2 separate regions of the Homo sapiens genome follow, and region 2 is linked to region 1. The links are chromatin loops, found by intact Hi-C in ENCODE. Cell type or tissue: breast epithelium. All regions are shown on one strand. Each heading gives the region's core, and the rest is flanking DNA. Links, peaks and the distances in the headings are about the cores only.

Region 1 (5,808 bases), core at 809-5,808:
TTCTGTCTTGGAATTTTACAGATATTGCCTGTGTTCAAGGGCTGTGCTGTACTAAGCAGTGGCTGCTGGCACAGGGAAAGGTGTAATTCTCTCCTGGGTTGTAGGAGTTGCAGCTCATGCAGAGAGTCCTCTGTGATGGAGGCCAGTCAGCTTTTATGGACTTCAGTGCTATTTGCTCCAGTACCCTTTGAAATGCAGGGTCAGCTCACTGAGCTACATCGTGCAATAATAACACATTTTTATAGGAGTAGCTTGTCAGAGCAGCAACAACATGCAATACATAAAACCAATAAACACACCATGTTACAGAGTCTATCCTAGTAAACAGGTTAAAGCAATAAAATTGACAGCAGCCATCAACAAGCTCCCTTTCTGACTTTGTGGGGTGAATTTACTGTTGCTTAAAACAGAGGAGCTGTCACAAAGCCTTAGATCAGTTACGGAGCAGCAAGCTGCATCGCATGGAAGGGAGCGGGCCTGAGAAGTGAAAGCAGGATGGGCAATTATGCTTTGCTAAGGCCTGGGCCCCTTTCATTGTTAGTGTGATGTAATTCACATCAGAGGTTTTCTACAGAATTGTTTCGTTTTTCCAAGTTACATATTAAATATTATGGAGGGCAGTATGTCTATGGGTTGGTAAATCAGCAATTAGTATTTTCCATCTGCAGCTTAAATCCCTAAGGCAAGAAAGAGCTTACCTGTGACAGAATATGCAGGGACTCAATGGGTTGGTGCTGTCTAAGACTGGATTCTTAGAGTTTGGACCTTCCACATTTTACATGGAATCATTTGGCTGGGAACCCTGAGCCAACCTCAGTCCAACAGAATCTCAGTATCTGGGGGTGAGGCCTGGGAATCCATTTTGTAAAAACTTCCCTAGGAGATGCCAGTGAAAAACATGTGGGAGGCCCAGGAAACCGTGGAGAGGTCAGGAGCTAAGAGTCAGCAGCATAGGCATGGTGGCAGAACTAGGAGCTAATAAAGGCTCAGGGATCAGCACATATTAAAAATATATTGAATCTTGGCCGGGCACGATGGCTCTCATCTGTAATCCCAGCACTTTGGGAGGCCGAGGCGGGCAGATCACTTGAGGTCAGGAGTTCAAGACCAGCCTGGCCAACATGGTGAAACCCTGTCTCTACTAAAAATACAAAAATTAGCCAGGCGTGGTGGTGGGCGCCTGTAATCCCAGCTACTCAGGAGGCTGAGGCAGGAGAATCGCTGGAACCTGGGAGGCGGAGGTTACAGTGAGCCAAGATTGCACTATAGCACTCCAGCCTGGGCGACAGAGCAAGAATCAGTCTCAAAAAAAAAATTATATATATATATACACACACACATACACACACATACACACACACACACATATGGAGAGAGAGAGAGAGAGTCCTTACTATGTCCCAGGCATGTTCTAGGGTATCTTTAGGCAAAGACCCTCTCATGGCACTTGTATTTGGGAGAGACAAGACAAGAGAAACTAATTAAAACAAATGAAGAAGTTAATTCCAAACACTGATAAGCATTATAAAGATAATAAAACCAGGTGAGGCATAGAGGTTGCTTTGGATTAGCTAGGTCAGAGAAGAAATCCCTCAAAGGAGAAAATATTAGCACTGAAATCTCAAGATGAAGGAAGGAGCCATTTGGAGGCCAATGGCAGCATCTTAGAGGCAAAGGAAAGAGCAAGTGTGAAGGCCTGAAATCCCTGAGCAGAGAAGAGGTTCACCCACTGCTGTTCCCTGCCTGCCCTGCTTTTCCTGGGGGCGAAGAGACAAAAAGGATGACCCCCAAGTTTTCACTCTGTTATGATGTCCCACTAGTATGCCTTCAACTTAAGGACTAATATATTCTGATTGGTTGGATCCATTTTTATTTTGTTAGCTTATCAGAATTTCATAACTATAAGTTACCATCTCTATCTCTACCCTAAAATTGGTTATTGAACAGAACAATGCACCACTTGAGTCCAGGAGCTCCCGCCAAGCTTGTCTGGCAATCAAGACTTCAGAAGATACAGGCCTGTGTGAGTATGGCCCTTTAAGCCTAAGTCATGACATTGCTCTTTGTCTATCTGCATTCAGTGGTTCAGGCCCCTGTCCATGGCTGGTGTGACCTTTGGTGACATCCCCAGCCTCAACAGAAACCACTTCTCACTAAGCCAGCTTTACTGTGTTCCCAACAGCTAGCATGCAGGGATGCCTTCTTCCTCATTTTCACGTAAATGTGCTAATTCAAATGCTCTCCGAAGCAAATAGGCTTTTAAGGGCAAGCCTGAGAACCAAACCACGATTTATTTCACAGTTCTTCTGGAAAAGAGACTTCTAAGAACCGGATGCCCAAATGAGAAGAGCATTTTGGGTCACAGCCCACCTGCAAGTTAGGATCTGTAACATAAGAGCCAGAACACCAGATAGGCAGAGAGAGCCTGCCTGGTTTCTGAACTGAGTGAGGCAAATGTGGAAGAAATTCTAAACCTTGGGGGTGGGTTCTATTTTTTATAGCCATTCACACCCTAGGGGCATTACAGAGACCTTACAGACCTAAGGATTAAGAAGATTAATGGAGTCGATTTGATACCAAGTTTCATTTCTCAGCCTTTTCTTTTAAATTTATTATGCTTTTCTTTTCTTTTTTCATTTAAAATAAGGATTGAGACTTTGTCCCCAAGTAAGTTTCTCAAATGGCTACATTACTGAGAACCCAGACCCAAGCACAATGCTGTAGTGGGGGTGGGTAGTGGGCTGGCTTCAGCTCTGACAAATTGTGGGGGCTGATGATCTCCTTTCAGGGGCGGGGTGTGTGGTGCTGGGAGGGATGTCGGTGAGTAGAAGGGGAATGGCCTCCCTGTGGGAGACTCCGGGGCCGGCAGTCCCTGCCCAGTCCCTCCCTCTGCTTCCTCCCACTCTTCCACATGCGGAAAGGGCTCTGTGCCTCTCACAGCAGCATCTGACCCTCTGGACTGAGTCATTCGGTGTACTTGCCTAGAAGGTTCTTTAGCTCTGGGACTCACAGGAGTAAGAAGCTCAGAAAAGCACAGTGAGTCCCTGCCCAGTTCCAGGAAGCAATCTGAAAAGTCTGGTCTGGTCACCAGCAGATGACAGTTCTTTCACTTAGAGCAATTTTGCTAAGCACACTTATTTGCTTTCTCTGGAAACCTTCAGCACTAAATGTGTTGGTATTTCCACCTGAGAAGGTATTTAACTGCAAAAAATAGCAGAATAGCCAACAATAATAGAAATACTATGAGAAAGAAAATGCCTATGGCTGTAATCCCACAGGAAAGCTTGACATCAGATAGCTTAACTCCCCTTAGAGATGGCGGGTTTGCACACGTGGTCTCCTCCGAGCCTTCAAGTTTGTGCAGGTTTTCTTTGTACCATGTTAAGAAATGAATATTCGAGCAAGTGCAGTCCAGGGGGTTATGACTTAAATTAATGGTGCTCTGCTGGGACAAGATAGGGAGGAGACGGGGTGAGATGATGTTAATGCTGTTGGCAGCCAGATTGAGGTAGATTCCCTTAAGATGGCTAAGAGAATCAATGCTGTCGCATGTCAGGCTGTTGTGGCTTAAGTCTACATGGCTCATTTTTCCCAAGCTGTGGAATGCTTGCTGGTCTATAGAGAGGAGACCACAAGAGGACAAAATCAGAACCTCCAAGCTGCCCACGGTCTGAAGTAGGTTGGTCTTCGTGATAGTCCCATCTTGAAAGTGATTCCCTTTTAAGTTGAGATGCCGGAGAACTGGTAGGCCTGCTAGAAGATGCTGATTGCTGGTATCAAGGAAGCAGTAAGTGAGATTCAGAACCTGAAGGAAATGGAGGTTTTGGAAGGGACTTTGTGGAGCATTAATGTGTAAGCGGGTAAATGCCAAATCGAGGAGTTCTAGCTGAGGACATTCTTTGAATGCCTGACTCTGGAGACCAAGAGGCTCATTGTGGCTCAGGTTTAAGGTTTGCAAGTGGGACAGGTTTTTGAGTTGCAGACTGCAGCAGTCAGAAGCCTCTATGTCATTATGGCTTAAATCAAGTGTCTGAAGGTTTCCTAGTTTCTCCAAGCAGCCAACACCAAGGTGAAGTTTCTTCACGTTGCCTCTGATGTAGAGGTGTGTAAGGGAGGGGAAATTGGCAGCACTGATTTGACACAATTGATCGAAATGATTTACACTGAGAACTAATTTCTTGAGCAAGTTCAGACCCTTCATCCCAGAGGGTAACCCTTTCAAGTGAGTTGCTGTCAGATCCAATTCTTGGAGTTGGGTGAAGCACTGAAATGTGGTGGATGAGATGTCAGAGAAGCGGTGTTCCTGCAGGTTGAGGCTCTCAACAGACATTTCACAGAGTCCCTTGAGCATGGCTGAACTAATATCTTCGTCATCAATGTCCTCAAATGTTCCCAGCCAGAGAGACTGAGTAGTAGAGTTCTGCAGACCATTGAATATAACAGACAAATTTGGAGTTCCTCCAAAGTTCAAACTTTGGAAGATCGTTGAATCAAAAGCCCCAAGCTCAATACCTTTAACATTATTGCCATTGAAGTTCAGGCTTAGGTTGATGGCCTGCTCCAGAGACCTCATGTCTTCTCTAGAGATGTAGTGTATAGCATTATTCTGAAAATCCAGTACTTTCAGATTCCGTGCTGGGAAGTCTTTGGGGAACTTAATGGAGGAAATATGGTTGCTTCCAAGATACAAGCTTTCCAAGTTTTCCAGATTGTGCACTGGAATAAACTCGAGATTGGATATTCCCGTTTGGATTAAGAAAAGATGCTTCAGTGACTTGGGCCCATTAAGCGATGTTTCTGCCATGAATATCAGGGGATTTCCAGTTAACACAAGTGTGCTTAATTGATGATGGCTTTGAAAAGTGTCTTCATGTATCCAGTTAATCTGGCACCTTGAAAAGATAATCGTATTTAACAATAATTCATTTGAAAAAAGTAAAAAAATACTTTACAGTGACACACATTAACAAAGTCATCTTTTGTATCATTCAAAATCAAATATAAGAACTTTCTTCAATATCAACAGATGGCCTATTGAAGGAATTAATGAGTAGCCTCACTTCTGAACACGCCAATCTAGATTTTTTTTCCAGGTATCTCACCCCTTAGATTGAACCCTCAGAGGTTTGTGCCTGTATTCTAAGGAACCATGGGTCATTTGATTGTGGCAAAAATCAAATTATTATTTACTGTTTTAAGTAATACAAAATATATCATATAGAATGCATAATAGATAATATATGGTATAAAATACATATATATATACACACACAAAAATCTGTGTCATCCCGGGCAAGTTACAACTTTTCTCAACCTCTGTATTTTCATCTGAGAAAACCATCCTGGTATTGCACCTAAAAATACTGGATCACACACACACACACACACACACACACACAGATGGCCTCCTCATCTAACCATAAGTTGGATGATACTACGCACCATGGAATCTCACACTGGTGCTTTTAAAGATGAAGCGGTAGTATGGATGTGGACATCCTGTCCACAGAAGCTGAAGTTGAAGGACAAAATAGAAGAAGTAGAACTGCCGCAAAGGGTGCAGACTGCAGGTACACGCAGAGCCTGTCCCCTCTTACACACACACACACACACACACACACACACACACACACACGCAGTATAGCCCTTTCATTTTCTTCCCTTATTTTCTTGTAATACTTCTTCCTACTGGTTCTCAAACACTGGCTCAGCATGTGGAATCCCAATTATGCCACTATAACAAAATAATGGAACTCATTTTCCAATTTGTAGGGGGGAAAAGTAGATGGTGTGCTTTTCTCCTAGAAA
Region 2 (5,823 bases), core at 460-5,459, 560 kb before region 1:
GAAAGTAGGATATATATTATACAAGATATGTGGAATATATGGGATATATATTATACCAGAATTTTAGTATTTTAAATATAGGTCTTAAATGGAATGAAAGACTTAGGTTGCTTTTTTTTTTTTTTTTTTTGATGGAGTAAGGAAAGGGATAGTACTTAAAAATAATTGTTACCTGGTTATTATAGTTCGCTGTTAGCAAAATATTCTATAGGACACATCATATCCCATGATGCTGAAGATGAAACCCTGGTATAGTAGAAGGTGGATGCTTGTGTTTTCTCTAGCACTTTCACAACAAAGCAATTATATTGTATTGCATGTAAATATTTGTGAGTGGGGAAAATATATAGAAGTCTACAATACTACTTCCCCTCCACATTAAAACCATATGAAGTTATGCCTACAAATTAAAATATTGTAAAAGCTCAATACAGTTTTAAATTTTTCAACAAAGTTATGTAGTACTTCTTTATTTGTAATAATAAAAAGTATCATTGTGTGAAATTAGTATGGGCACATTATCTCTAATACTTGCCGTTAATAATGGCATTGAACCCTAACTGATAGCCTTTAAAAAAAACAACAAAGCATGGCCTTTAGTAAAACAAAACAATATGTGACATTTCTGTAGAAATGCTGTAATAGAGAAAAATTTAGCTCTGTGAGCAGTAGTCTCATTTATGGGAATGGTAATTATCTGTAAGTTGAGACTTAACATTTTTGTAGATTTTATGAGAAAATATTTGCTAGTCCTTGTTTTTACATCTTTTTTTCGTCCTGCCTCTGTGTCTATCTCTCTTTTCTCCACCTCATATGGGGACAATTCTGTTTTTACAGGTCCTGATTTTTTTTTTTTAAATGTCTCACCAGAAGTGATAACTCATTTTGTTAGAATGGTAGGGAGCTCAAAAGTGGAGGATTGTGACTTCAGTTGTGGCTTAATCAGCCCAAGCAGGTGCATTCTAAGTAAAAGAGATACGGTTTTAATGCAACTGTCCCCCCTAATTCAGAGAAAGGGAGACAAGTATAGGAAATGACACAGCAGTTAAGTCAGAATTGTTTCTAAATAGATTGTTTTTTTTTTCCCTGAATTCTCTGAGCACCAGCAGCAGTGTCTTGTTAAAGTGAAGAGAGATATAAATGAAGAGGAGTTGAGGATGACTGTGTTAATTTTTTGTTCTGAGGGATCAGAAATACTTAAGAAAAATGAAGTCGGAGATTTACATAAATAGGTGGGAGCCTCAGTAGTGTCATGTTCATTTGAGAGTAGAATTTGATTCTGGGGACCTCAAATAACAGAAGATGATTATATTCAAAATGTCCAAGGCACTACTGTAAGGCAACTTAAATGGCATGTGCCTTAACAGGGTGGCTTTGTAGTGAGGTTCTGGAATTTTTCTCATTCTTTTGTCTCGCAGTGTGCTATTGTATGAGTAGCAGTGAGAAAATGTTTGGATAGCATGTCTAAGAACCAGAGCATGCAGAGAAAACAGGGCTTTTATTCTACTTTGCATCTTAGTTAATTTGGTTTTTAGAGAAGCACACTATTTTGACTTGAAAGGCATTAGCCATATCTTCTTATTTACTTGAGTGGTGGTTACAAGAGTATTCTATATTTATTTATTACACTTTGCTCTTATGTTTTAGGTATTTTTTGCATATTTCACAATAAAAATGGTTAAAAAAAGTCACTAGTGTATTCTAGACCTTTCAAGTCAACCATACCAATTTATTCATTCCTCCGTCTACCCAACAAATACTAATTGAGCACCTACTGTGCATCGGGTACTGTTACTGGCACTGGGAATACAGTAATGAACAAAGCAAGCAAAAGTCCCTGGTCTCATGGGGTTTATATTGCATGGAGGGGAGGCAGATAATATGTCAGGCAATGGGTTAGAGCAGGAGTTGACAGTCGTCTTCTATAGAGGGCCAAATAGTAAATACTTCAGGCTTTGTGGGCCAGATGGTTTTTGTCGCAACTACTCAACTCTGCCACTGTAGTGTGAGAGCAGCCATAGCCAATACGTCCATGAAAGGATATAGCTGTGTTCCAACAACACTGCTATTTACAGAATCATGCAGCGGGCCAGATTTGACCCACAGTCCTCCTTAGTTTGCAGACCTCTGTGTTACATGGTAGTGTACCCTAAGGAGAAAAAAAAAATGGAATATGGAGTGCTGGGGTGTGGGGTGAGGGATATTTATAGATTTTGACAGCATGGTCGAGGAAGATGTTTCCGTGAAAGTGACTTGTGTAAAGATTTGAACAAGATGATGTGTTTGGCCATGTGTCTATCTGGAGAGAAGGGGAAACAGCAAGTGCAAAGGCCCTGAGATGGAACATATCTGGAGAATTCGAAGAATGGTAAGAAGGCCAGAGTGGAGCAGAACAAGTGTGGGAGAGAGTTGTAGGAGATGAGATCAAAGGCTAGGAATGAAGTGTAAGGCCATGTCATGTGACCTTGTATGTCCTTGTAAGGCTTTTTTTTTTTTTTTCTAACTTGGAAATCAGTTGCATAGTCACTGGAAGGTTTTAAGTAGAAGGGTGACAAGATCTAATTTTTAACAGGCTCACTGGCTTCTGTATGGATAATAGATTAAAGAGGCTTGGAGTGAAAACAGAGAATCAGTTAAGGGTTACTGCAGTAATCAGGTTAGAGGTGATGGTGCTTGGAGCAGGTTGACAATAGAGGTGGTAAGAAGCAAACAGGCTCAGGATGTGTATTGAACATAAACTTGACAGGGTTTGCTCACAGAGTGAAAATGGAAGATGATAACTGGAAAAATCAAAGAGGACTTCCAAGTTTTTGGCCAGGTGAACTCAAAGGGTAGAGTGCCATTTATGGAGTGGGGAAGATGTCAGACAACCAGCCTAATAACAACCTTGCGGCACAGAATCCCAGACCCAATAAAGCACCAGACAGAGATGTCAAGCTAACCAAGGTTATGCCATCTTCTGGGTTTGTGTGTGCCCTAATGGCCATAGGTGCCCTGTTCCTAAGGCTGCAGCTTGTGCTGTCCGTGGTGGGGTTTGCTCATAGCCTTCAGTCTGTTGCTAAGTTATGGACTTTGTGCTACTATGGGTCCCTGAGAGTCCTGAATTCCTATGGGACAGGTGAAGATGACCCAGATCCTTTGGGTGAATCCCTTTTGATCCATAAAGTTATCAAAAGAAACCCTGATATCCAGTGGGTCACCAGGGAAGCCCTCAAACACAGAGAGATGTGTGGGCTGACATCTGTAGCTACAAGGATTATGGCCTTATAAGAACCATGGTTCAAAAAACTAATACCAAGCCCTCTTAAATGCTTTTCAAAAAGTAGAAGAGGAAACATTCCCAGACTCATTTTATGAGGCCAGTGTCACCCTGATTCCAAAGCCAGACAAAGACACCACAAGAAAAGAAAACTACAGGCTATAATCCCTGATAAACATAGATGCAAAAATCCTCAATAAAGTACTAGCAAATATCATTCAGTAGCACATTTTAAGGATCATACATCATGACCAAGTGGGATTTATCCCTGGGATGCAAGGATGGTTCAATGTACATACAATATGATATGCCACATTCACAGCATAGAAGATAAAAACATCATTTCATCAGATGCAGAAAAAATATTTGACAAAAATTAACATTATTTTATGATTAAAAACTCTGAACCAAATAGGCATAAGAGGAACTTAGTAAAAGCCATATATGAAGGACCCACAACTAACGCTATAATCAATGGGCTAAAACTTAGTTTTTCCTCTAAGATTTGGAGCAAGGCAAGGATGCCATATGTCATCACTTCTCTTCGACATTGTACTGGAAGTCCTAGGCAGAGAAAACAGACAGGAAAAAGAAAAGGCATTCAAATTGGAAGGGAAGAGGCAAAATTATCTGTTTGCAGGTGTCATGATCATATATACATGGAAAATCCTAAAGACTTCACAAAAACTGTTAGAACTGATCAGTGAATTCAGTAAAGTAAGATACAAAAATCAACATACAAAAACAGTGGCATATCTGTACATCAACAATAAACTCTCTAAAAGGAAAATTAAGAGAATCTCATTTACATTAGCAAGAAAAGATAAAATACTTAGGAATTAAGGAGGTGAGAGACTTGTACATTTAATTATAAAATATTGATGAAGGAAATTTAAAACAAATGGAAAGATCTCATGTTCACAGATTGGAAGAATTAATATTGTTAAAATGTTTTTTTTTTTTTTTTTTTTTTTGAGATGGAGTCTTGCTTTGTCACCCAGGCTGGAGTGCAAGTGGCATGATCTCGGCTCACTGCAAGCTCTGCCTCCCGGTTTCATGCCATTCTCTTGCCTCAGCCTCCCCAGCAGCTGGGACTACAGGTGCATGCTGCCACGCCTGGCTAATTTTTTTGTATTTTTAGTAGAGATGGGGTTTCACCGTATTAGTCAGGATGGTCTCAATCTCCTGACCTCGTGATCTGCCCGCCTCGGCCTCCCAAAGTGCTGGGATTATAGGTGTGAGCCACAGCGCCCGGCCTGTTTAAATGTTTATACTATGCCAAACAACAGATTCAAAGTAATTCCTATCAAACTCTCAATGGTATCTTTTACAGAAATAAAAAAACTAACCCTAAAATGTATATGGGACCACAAAAGACCCTGAATAGCCAAAACAATCTTGAGCAAGAAGAACAAAGCTGGAGGCATCCAACTTCCTGACTTCAAATTATATTACAACGCTATAGTAATCACAACAGCATGGTACTGCTATAAAAGCAGATATACTGGCCAGTGGAAAAGAATAGAGAGCCCAGAAATAAACCTACATATTTATGGTCAACAATTTCTGTAAGAGTGCCAAGTGTGTAACGGGGAAAGGATAGACTTTTCAGCAAAAGAATAAAATTGGACGCCTGTCTCATACTGGTCACAGAAATCAACTCAAAATGGATGAAAGACTTTAACATAAGACTTGCAATTGTAAAACTCCTAGAAGAAAACAGGGAAAACCTTGACCTTGGTCTTGGCAATAATTTTTTGGATATAGCAACAAAAGCAAAAATGGTATTACATAAAACTAAAAAGCTTCGTCGTAGCAAAGGAAATAATCAAAATGAAGTGTTATTTTTTTGTACATGCAAAGCTCTAGAGCATGACCTAGCATACAAAAAACATTAACTATTTATATTCTCCTAACTCTGGTGGTCTCCCTCAGCTCACTGTGACACTTGGCCTTATTGTTCCTTTCCTTCATGTGTGCGTGTGTGTGTCTTCTCCAGCAAGATTATATTGCATATGGGATTCAGGTTGAGATAAATGAAAAGACAACCTACAGAATGGGAGAAAACCTACCTCTGTTGCATTCGGTTTCCTTCTGTGGTCTTTAAGCCTGCAGAAGGATGTTTTCCAACAAAAGCACCATTTATAAATACAATATTCCTCATGGCAGCACTGTAAATGCTGGCCTGTTACCCCCATGACAGGGATATAACCCTTGTTGAGTAAAAATATTAGCAAACTGTGTATCTAATAAGGGATTAACATCCAAAATATATGAAGAGTGAATACAACTCAATACCAAAAATACAAATAATCCAATTAAACGGGCAAAGTACCTAAATAGGTACTTGTCAAAAGAGAAAATTTAAATGGCTAACAGGTATATTTAAAGGTGCTCAACATCTTTCATCATCAGGAAAAAGAGTCAAAACCATAAAAAGAACAGATAAATGTTGGCGAGGATATGGAGAAATGGGAATCCTAGTACACAGCTGGGAATGTAAATTAGTATAGCCATTATGGAAAACAGTATGGAAATTCCTCAGAAGATTAAAAAAGGAAGCA

What was found. Hi-C counts contacts between places; a loop is a spot of excess contacts. Peaks named below come from ENCODE experiments on the same cell type or tissue, not always from the same donor. Only the 100,000 strongest peaks of a DNase experiment are listed, where the experiment ranks them.
Region 2: a loop joins it to region 1, with 32 times the contacts of the local background. A loop is called at or near these places in 1 of 110 quality-filtered maps.

The regions. Positions count from the first base shown.
Region 1 is chr5:67,179,694-67,185,501 of GRCh38, forward strand. CD180 (CD180 molecule) reads right to left here. Exons shown (of 3, transcript NM_005582.3): 3 at 1-4,892. The coding sequence ends at 3,164. Among named protein-coding and RNA genes, the nearest start is that of CD180, 14 kb to the right of the region's middle. In breast epithelium, for the core only: no CTCF peak of the experiment used is centred there; DNase peaks (open chromatin) are centred at 2,350 and 2,928; H3K4me3 peaks cover 359 bases; H3K27ac peaks cover 2,198 bases.
Region 2 is chr5:66,619,937-66,625,759 of GRCh38, forward strand. All of the region lies in intron 1 of MAST4 (microtubule associated serine/threonine kinase family member 4), which reads left to right. Among named protein-coding and RNA genes, the nearest start is that of MAST4, 26 kb to the left of the region's middle. RefSeq lists enhancers at 4,362-4,411, 4,512-4,571. In breast epithelium, for the core only: no CTCF peak of the experiment used is centred there; no DNase peak of the experiment used is centred there.